Regions from separate parts of the Homo sapiens genome. Here region 1 is linked to region 2. The links are chromatin contacts, found by Hi-C or POLR2A ChIA-PET in ENCODE. All regions are on one chromosome and are shown on one strand. Each heading gives the region's core, a stretch centred on a gene start or an enhancer-like site at or near the end of the contact. The rest is flanking DNA. Distances are from core to core; before and after follow the strand shown. Region 1 has its middle 90 kb from the start of MIR4289. Region 2 holds the start of SPIN1 (spindlin 1).

Region 1 (3,788 bases), core at 1,153-3,652, 450 kb before region 2:
CTGCACAGGAATGAATTCCATGCTCAATGTTGTGGTTTTAGCCAAGATATTCTGAGTTAGAATTCTCTTCCTGGGTGCCATGATGAAGAAGGGAAGATTTCTACACCTAATTTGTACTGATAAAATGTTGAAGCCTTTAGACTAAAGGAAATGAAAACCGGCTCCCTCTCAGAGAAGGAGGATCAAATTTCTGCAATGCAGAAATCAATAATGGAATCATATATATATATATATATATATGATTATATTATATATAGAATTGCATTATGTATAGAAATATATTTTTTATATATAAAATATGTTTATTATATATTTGTTATATATATAATTCTATAGTCTAAAGGCTTCAACATTTTTTCAGTTCAAATTAGGTATAGAAACTTTCCTTTATTTAGCATATTTTTTATCCTTTCCAGTTTATGATTATATCAATTATTTTCTCAACATACATTGAGAACAATATCAGAGTGTCAGAATTTTTGCTCCAATATCACACATAATTTGGAAAACTCAAGAGGAGGAGGAAATTCTATTGTATTCACCATATTTTTACTCTCCCCATTCACCTTTTTTTTAATGTTTCAAGATTTCTTATTTTTATCATATCCTTTATATTGAAAGAATGTCCGTTACCCATACTTTTAGGGTAGGAGTATTGGTAAAAATTTTGCTTAGTTTTTACTTCATCTGAGAATGATGATTTCTGAAATTCATCTGAGAATGATTGATTTTCCTTTCATCCCCATAAAATATTTTCATTGGATACTGAATGCTTATTGGTAGGGTTTCTTTTCCCAGTACTTTAAAGAAAATTTAAGCCACTTACTTCTGGTCTCCATGGTTTCTGATGAGATATTATCTTTCATTTAAGTGACTTTTCCTCTATAGGTTAAGGTGTCATTCTCTCACACTGCTTTCAAGAATTTTTCTTTGTTTAGGTTCCAGAAATTTGACTACAATGTGTCTTGGTATGGATTTTTTAGATTTGTTCTATTTGGATTTGCACAATAATTTCCACTCTTTCATTTTTAATAAACAATTAAAGAGCATTTTCTGACTTGTGGGGGTATCTTCTCTTCTGCAGTGAACTTTATGTCTCAATTATGAAGTAAACCATATTGGGAATTTGGAAATTCAAAATTTTAAAGCAAATGCAAGTCTCAGAAAAGGGCTATGCTTGTGAGGGAAGATATAAGGCTGAACAAGTGGTCACCATGAAGAGATTTGGGTGAGTTTTGCCATGAGCGCCTGTGGAACATGCAGCGGAGAGAAGAGCAGAGCCCTGTTAGGTGGCTCTCCATACCTTCCTCACATTAGTAGCCATGATGCCACTAAAGAGCCCATTACAGGGTGAAGGTTCAAACAATGTTGAATGAATAAAAGTGAAAATGAGTGGTGAAGAATATTCAGTCTTCAGAAAACTTTCCTGACTTTTGGGATTTTCCAAAGAAAATTAATTTCTTCTGGCTTTGCTTTGTCTTATGTTCTCCCATTTATTTTAGAAAGCACCATGTTTCTTCAAAAAAGTTGAGAACTCCTAACATACAAAAAGAAGTGTTAGCTCACTGCCCTAAAAAGTTGGGATGAGGCCAGAGGACACAGATAATTAGTTATCTAGGGACTGGTGGTTTGGGCTGAGAGGCCATAAAAGGAAGGAAAAAAAGCCAAGTTTGGTATTAATATAAAGAGACTATGACGAAAAGGAAGTGGGAAGCAAGCAATTTAGAGATTGAATAATTGGATTTGGGAAACAAAATTTTGCTCGATGAAAAGTAGGCAAATTGCTCAAGTCTCTTTGTACGTTAATGCAGCTCAAGAATGGTTGACATGGGTGTCACATTAGTTTCTGAAATGAAATATAAAATAAAAATTGAAGCCAAACTACAAGTATATTAAAATAAACTTTTAAGACATTTTTATCAGAGTGATATATGGTTAAAGTATCATTATATAAATAAAAAATATTGTCATATAAAAATCCTGCTTAAACAAATATATCATGTTTCCCAGTAATAACCACACTTCAACATTTTTAGCTATTTCTTAGGGTAGTTACATTTACAACTCTAAGTAGTATGCTTACATTTTTGGTTCATTCAATATTTAGATATTATTTAACTTCTGATAATTGAGAAGCTAGCTCTCTCAAACTACATTTCATCTCCCTTTATCTATCTTGAAGTATAGTCATAACACTACTTTAAGTTAGACAGAGGGCACTTACATTACCCTGCTCTTATGCGACTGTGGTTTACCACAATTTCCTCTTCTTTTGAGTCTGGTTTTCTAGAGGTTTTTTTTTTGTTAATTTGACTTCTTATCAAGCAATGTCTTCCTCTTTAATAGTCTTTATTTTACCTCCAAACTTCATTGTTTCAGGTCCTTCCTGGAATCCTTCCTGGTCTTGGCTGGCTGTTCTCCAGGACTGCTCAACAGCTTCTAAAAGCTCACACATTGCTCTATTTGGTGGATTTGATCTAGTATTTCATTTTAGATAAGTGCAACCTTAAGTAACTTCTGAGGAAAGACTGAATAAGAAGTAAACATTTTGAGTTCTTGCATGCCTGAAATGTCTTCACTCTGTAATCATACTTATTTAATATCTGCTGTGGATATTAGAATTCTACACTCCAAATTATTCTTCCACAGAATTTTGAAGGCATTGCTTTATTGCCTTCCTCATGCAGGCTAATGACATTCTTAGTTATGTTCTGTTAAAGGTGATCTGTTTTTCTCTTGGAGTTTTCAAATTTTTTTTTTTTTTTGAGACGGAGTCTTGCTGTGTGGCCCAGGCTGGAGTGCAGTGGCACGATCTCGGCTCACTGCAATCTCCGCTTCCCAGGTTCATGCCATTCTCCTGCCTCAGCCTCCCAAGTAGCTGGGACTACAGGTGCCCGCCACCACGCCTGGCTAATTTTTTTGTATTTTTAGTAGAGATGGGGTTTCACCGTGTTAGCCAGGATGGTCTGGATCTCCTCATGATCCGCCCGCCTCGGCCTCTCCAAGTGCTGGGATTACAGGCGTGAGCCACCGCACCTGGCCTTAGTTTTTATTTTGCAGTTGTGTCCTGAAATTCCATAATTATGTACCTTGGACTGTTTTTGTTTTTTTAAATTTAATTGTGGTAGACTTTTCAAGGATATGTTCAATCTTGAGATGCATGTACTTCCATTTAGAGAAATTTTTTTGGTAATTTCTTCCCCTTAATCTTTTCCTTTTCACTTCATCTAGAATTTCTGTTTTTTAATGGTTTGACCACCAGATTTATCTTCTAGGTCTTTTGTCTTCTTTATTTGCTGTCTTTTTTCTCTCTTCTAGGAGAATTCCTTCACCTGTAGCTATAAACTGAATATTTGTGCCTGTCCTCAAATTCTGAAATATGTTGAAGCCTGTTATGGCTTGAATGTATCCCTCAAAAGGTATGCATTGGAAACTTAATCCCCAACACAACAATATTAAGTGGTAAGATCTTTAAGAGGTGATCAGACCACAGTTGCTGCCCTTCAGCCAAGACCTGCCTGGAGGGAGATGACATAAGCACATATTATTCCAGCCTTCCTTATTTTTTTTTCTGTGACTCTCTGAACAAAAGCTAGTCTCTCATTTTTTCTAGAATGCAGGGCAAGTAAAATCATTCATTCAGGCAATACGTTGATTAAATATCAACCCTATGTTGGGCATTGTGCTTGGACTGAGAACATCCATCTGGTCTGGAAGGCAGACTATAAAATCATCATTGTGCAACAGAGTAAGAGCCAGACTGGAGTTTTGGTGTTGGTTGGGGGTTC
Region 2 (3,420 bases), core at 621-3,120:
TCAGTTCACAAGTAAGGGAGACACACAATTATCTGAGATACACTTTAAGGACACCAATGACCAACATATGGCATCGCAATGGCTGTTCCAGGGAACATCCATTTTCACTGTTTCCTGGATTTCAGGCATAGAAAGATGACTGAAGACATATAGTGGCCCTTTTGCCTTGACCCAGTTCATAACCATTGTAAAAGTAACCATTTCACTACTCAAAAGATTATAAAGAAACTATTTTTCCTAAGAATCTAGGATCTACTACCTATAATTCTGGCATACACATTCTTTACAACCTTAATATATAATTATCAAATCTGATAACGAACGTTCTGTAAATTACCAGGTACTACAATATTTTGGTGTTTGCCTTTTAACTAAAGCTGAGGGGGGAGAGTGGGGAGGTTGGAAGAAGCCTCATTTCACCTGCCCTTTCCAAAATTTCACTTCAAAAGAGTGTTAAAAAAAACTCAGTATATCCAGGTATAAATCTCCAAGTTTAATTTTCACTGCTTAACAAAAGCGATGTAGAAAGCAATTACTGTACCCTCCATTAATCCTTTCGGATTGCATGGAATTCCTTCCAGAAAATTCCAATAGAAAAAAAGTTAAGACAGGTAATCGCGTTTTGGTACGTGTGTCGTCTCTGGCACAAGTCATGTAGAGTGAAATCCTTTAAGACATTTAAATGTTCCTGGTATTGTTTTGTGATTAACGTGATAAAATTGCCAAACAATCCATATTTACCATGAGTGAAAACACTTCCACCACGTACGGAAAATCTCTCCAAAACACAAAATCTGATTCAAAAATTATAAGTAAAAAGAGAATAAATGTAAAAACAATTCCATAAACAAACTTTGAAATGCGTATACGATGACATTACTGAAGCCATTACTCAAAACGAACCTCTGTAAAATCGAGAACGCACAATCAATGCAATAAAATGCTCGAGAAAGCCAAACCCGAGGCGCTGCGCAGTTCCCGCATCGCACAATTCGTTTCAACACATTCCTTGACGAATACACCCAAGGTCACTCACGATGGAGAGGAAAAGTGCCTGTCTCTCTCCAGAGCACGCAACCCGTTCGCCGCGCCCCCACGGAGGGCGGCGAAGAGACGGCGCATCAGGAAAGGGGCTGCGCGGGCGCGAGGACTGGCCGGTGGGCGTTCCGGCGCCGCGAACCGCGGAGCCTGCAACTTACAAGGTCCGCGGCCATCCCCCGGGCCTGGGAGGGGTGGCCCCAGGGCAGGCCCGCGTCCCCGGGGTGACCCGACCCGTCGCGCCGGGGTCCCGCCCCTCCCCCCGCCCCGCCCCCGTCGCCGGCCCGGGATTATGCAACGTTCCCCCTCCCCGCCTGCATTCTGGCGCAGCGCCCCCTCCCCGCGCCCGACTGCGCAGCGCCGCCGCCCCCTGCCCGCCGGCCTCCCCGCCCGGCTCCAAACAAAGCGCGCGCTAAGGGGCCGGCGGCGGCCGGGGAACTGGGGACGAGAGGGTGGCGGCCATGTTGGCGGGGGGCGGCGGGGATGGGGGCACGGAGGAGTAGGGGCCGGCGAACAAAGGAGCGCGCGCCCGCCCCGAGGCCCAGGCCCGCCCAGCCCGGGTCCCCGCCGCGGCCCAGCCGGCAGGGGGCGCTATGCGGGCGCCGCCCGCTGGACAATGCTCCGCCGGGCCCCGCGCGGGCCGCGCTCACCTGCGCCCCCGGGCAGACCGCCGCACCGCTGGCCCGCCCGCAGCCCGCACTCCCTCACGACCCACGCCCGCCCTGCGCGGGCCTCACCTGCTGACCGCCGAGGCTGCAGTCCACAGGCCCACGGGTTCCGCCGTCGCTCGTTCGCGCTCCCGCCGGCCCCAGCCTGAGCCAGACGGCGCCTCCCCGCCCCCGCTCCCTCGCCGCGGACGCCGCCCGCCCCCCAACAGTCAGGGCGCACGCGCACTGCGCCCGCCGAACTGCGACGGCCGCGCCGCCCCGGCGCCTGGCGCCGACGGCCGACTGCGCAGGCGCAGTGGGGCGGGGCGGGGCCGGCGAGGGCGGGGCCTGGCCCCTCTCACCTGGCTGGCGGCAGGGCGGGGCTCGAGCCCGGGACTGCCAGGTGCGCGCCGGGAATGGGCGGCGGCAGGCGCGCGGGGCACAGGTTCCTGAGGGGGCGCAGCTTTTCCTGGAAGGCAGGCAGCCTGAGAAGGGCTTCGTTTTTGCGCAGTAGGACGTTGAAGAAAGGACAAGCCCCCTTTGTCCTGGACGTAAGCCGCAAGTCGTCCTGAGTGGTGCACACCGCGAAGACTGAGGAAACTGGATCACAGGGCTGGGCCGTGAGCCTTGAACCTCGGAGAACGTCGCATTACTGCTCCAGCGCGCCGGTTCAGGGCCGCGGGACGCGAGCCCTTTAAAAGGATGGATTTGCTTCCTGTGACTCCCTGGAAGAGACGTCTTCACCACCGCACTGCGTAGAGGCCGGCGTCGTCGCCGGCTCACCCCGCTTGCTGCCTCCCCGCACAAAGCCCAGCCCAGGTAGCTCAGGTTAGCTGGAGCCCCGGAGCCTCACCTACAAGTACCTGGCCTGTCCTAGGTTGTGTGGGGACGGGATGTGGCTTCTGCAAGCCCAGAAACCTGTTTCCACTCCCCCACCACAAATGGAACTCACCCAGCTCTACTCGCAAGGTTAGGAGCCAAAAATTCCCATGATCGCACGCGAATTCATTTGACTTCCGTTTCAGTTAAGATGCCTTTTCAGCATTTTGTTGCTTGTTTGCAGAAGGGAGAGAGGTAGGATCAAGAATAGTTTTTACTCCTGCAGAGTCGAGTGCGAGACTTGGAGGCTGAGTCCAGGCGCTCTCCCCTCCCCGCCAGTCCCGTGTCCTGGAGCAGGTCACTGACCTGGTTCCTCGAGTGCGACAGCGCAGCCTCATCGTAATAAACCGCCTCCCAAAGCGTTGTCAGATCAAATTCCAGAACATGTTACTGGAAAGCACCTTGAACACTCTAAACTGCAGCACAGTTATTAGTTAGCAATACTCTTTGGGGTTTCACTGGCACCTTTTCTAACAAATAAGATTGATAGATGCCTGCTCAAACAAATTGAAGTGCTTGTCTCAGATGACACACTTGGCAGGCATGGGACGTTCACAGGCCAACTAGAGAGCTAATTTCAAAACTGAGATATAAAAGTGTATCGCTGTACTTACAAGTTACCAAGTGTTGAGAAATTACTCACTTTCATTTGTGTGTTTAATGTCTTTTTTGTTTTTTTAGACGGAGTCTCACTCTGTTCCCCAGGCTGCAGTGCAGTGGCATGATCTCGGCCCACTGCAACCTCCGCTTCCTGGGTTCAAGCAATCCTCACATTTCAGCCTCCCGAGTAGCTGGGATTACAGGCGCGCACCACCATGTCCAGCTAATTTTTAAAAATATTTTTAGTAGAGACGGG

What was found. A loop is a pair of places that touch in the nucleus more often than their neighbours do. ChIA-PET counts read pairs that join two places held with the same protein, here RNA polymerase II (POLR2A). Pooled maps may share reads with other maps.
Region 1: a loop to region 2 is called in a pooled map, with 4 times the contacts of the local background. The contact joins the enhancer-like site here to the promoter of SPIN1 in region 2. A Hi-C loop is called at or near these places in 5 of 50 pooled maps. POLR2A ChIA-PET finds 5 or more read pairs at or near these places in 2 of 52 experiments (IMR-90 and PC-9).

Annotation. Positions count from the first base shown.
Region 1 is chr9:88,833,836-88,837,623 of GRCh38, reverse strand. No RefSeq gene overlaps it. Among named protein-coding and RNA genes, the nearest start is that of MIR4289, 90 kb to the right of the region's middle. Within about 2 kb of position 2,402, at least 2 of the 41 ENCODE cell types and tissues checked have a DNase peak (open chromatin) inside an H3K27ac peak, as active enhancers do.
Region 2 is chr9:88,386,894-88,390,313 of GRCh38, reverse strand. SPIN1 (spindlin 1) reads right to left here and starts at 1,870. Exons shown (of 6, transcript NM_006717.3): 1 at 1,776-1,870. It overlaps LOC124902204 (a long non-coding RNA gene), which reads left to right and starts at 1,115. Exons shown (of 2, transcript XR_007061652.1): 1 at 1,115-1,202; 2 at 2,197-3,420. RefSeq lists a silencer at 1,218-2,117 and an enhancer at 2,195-3,054.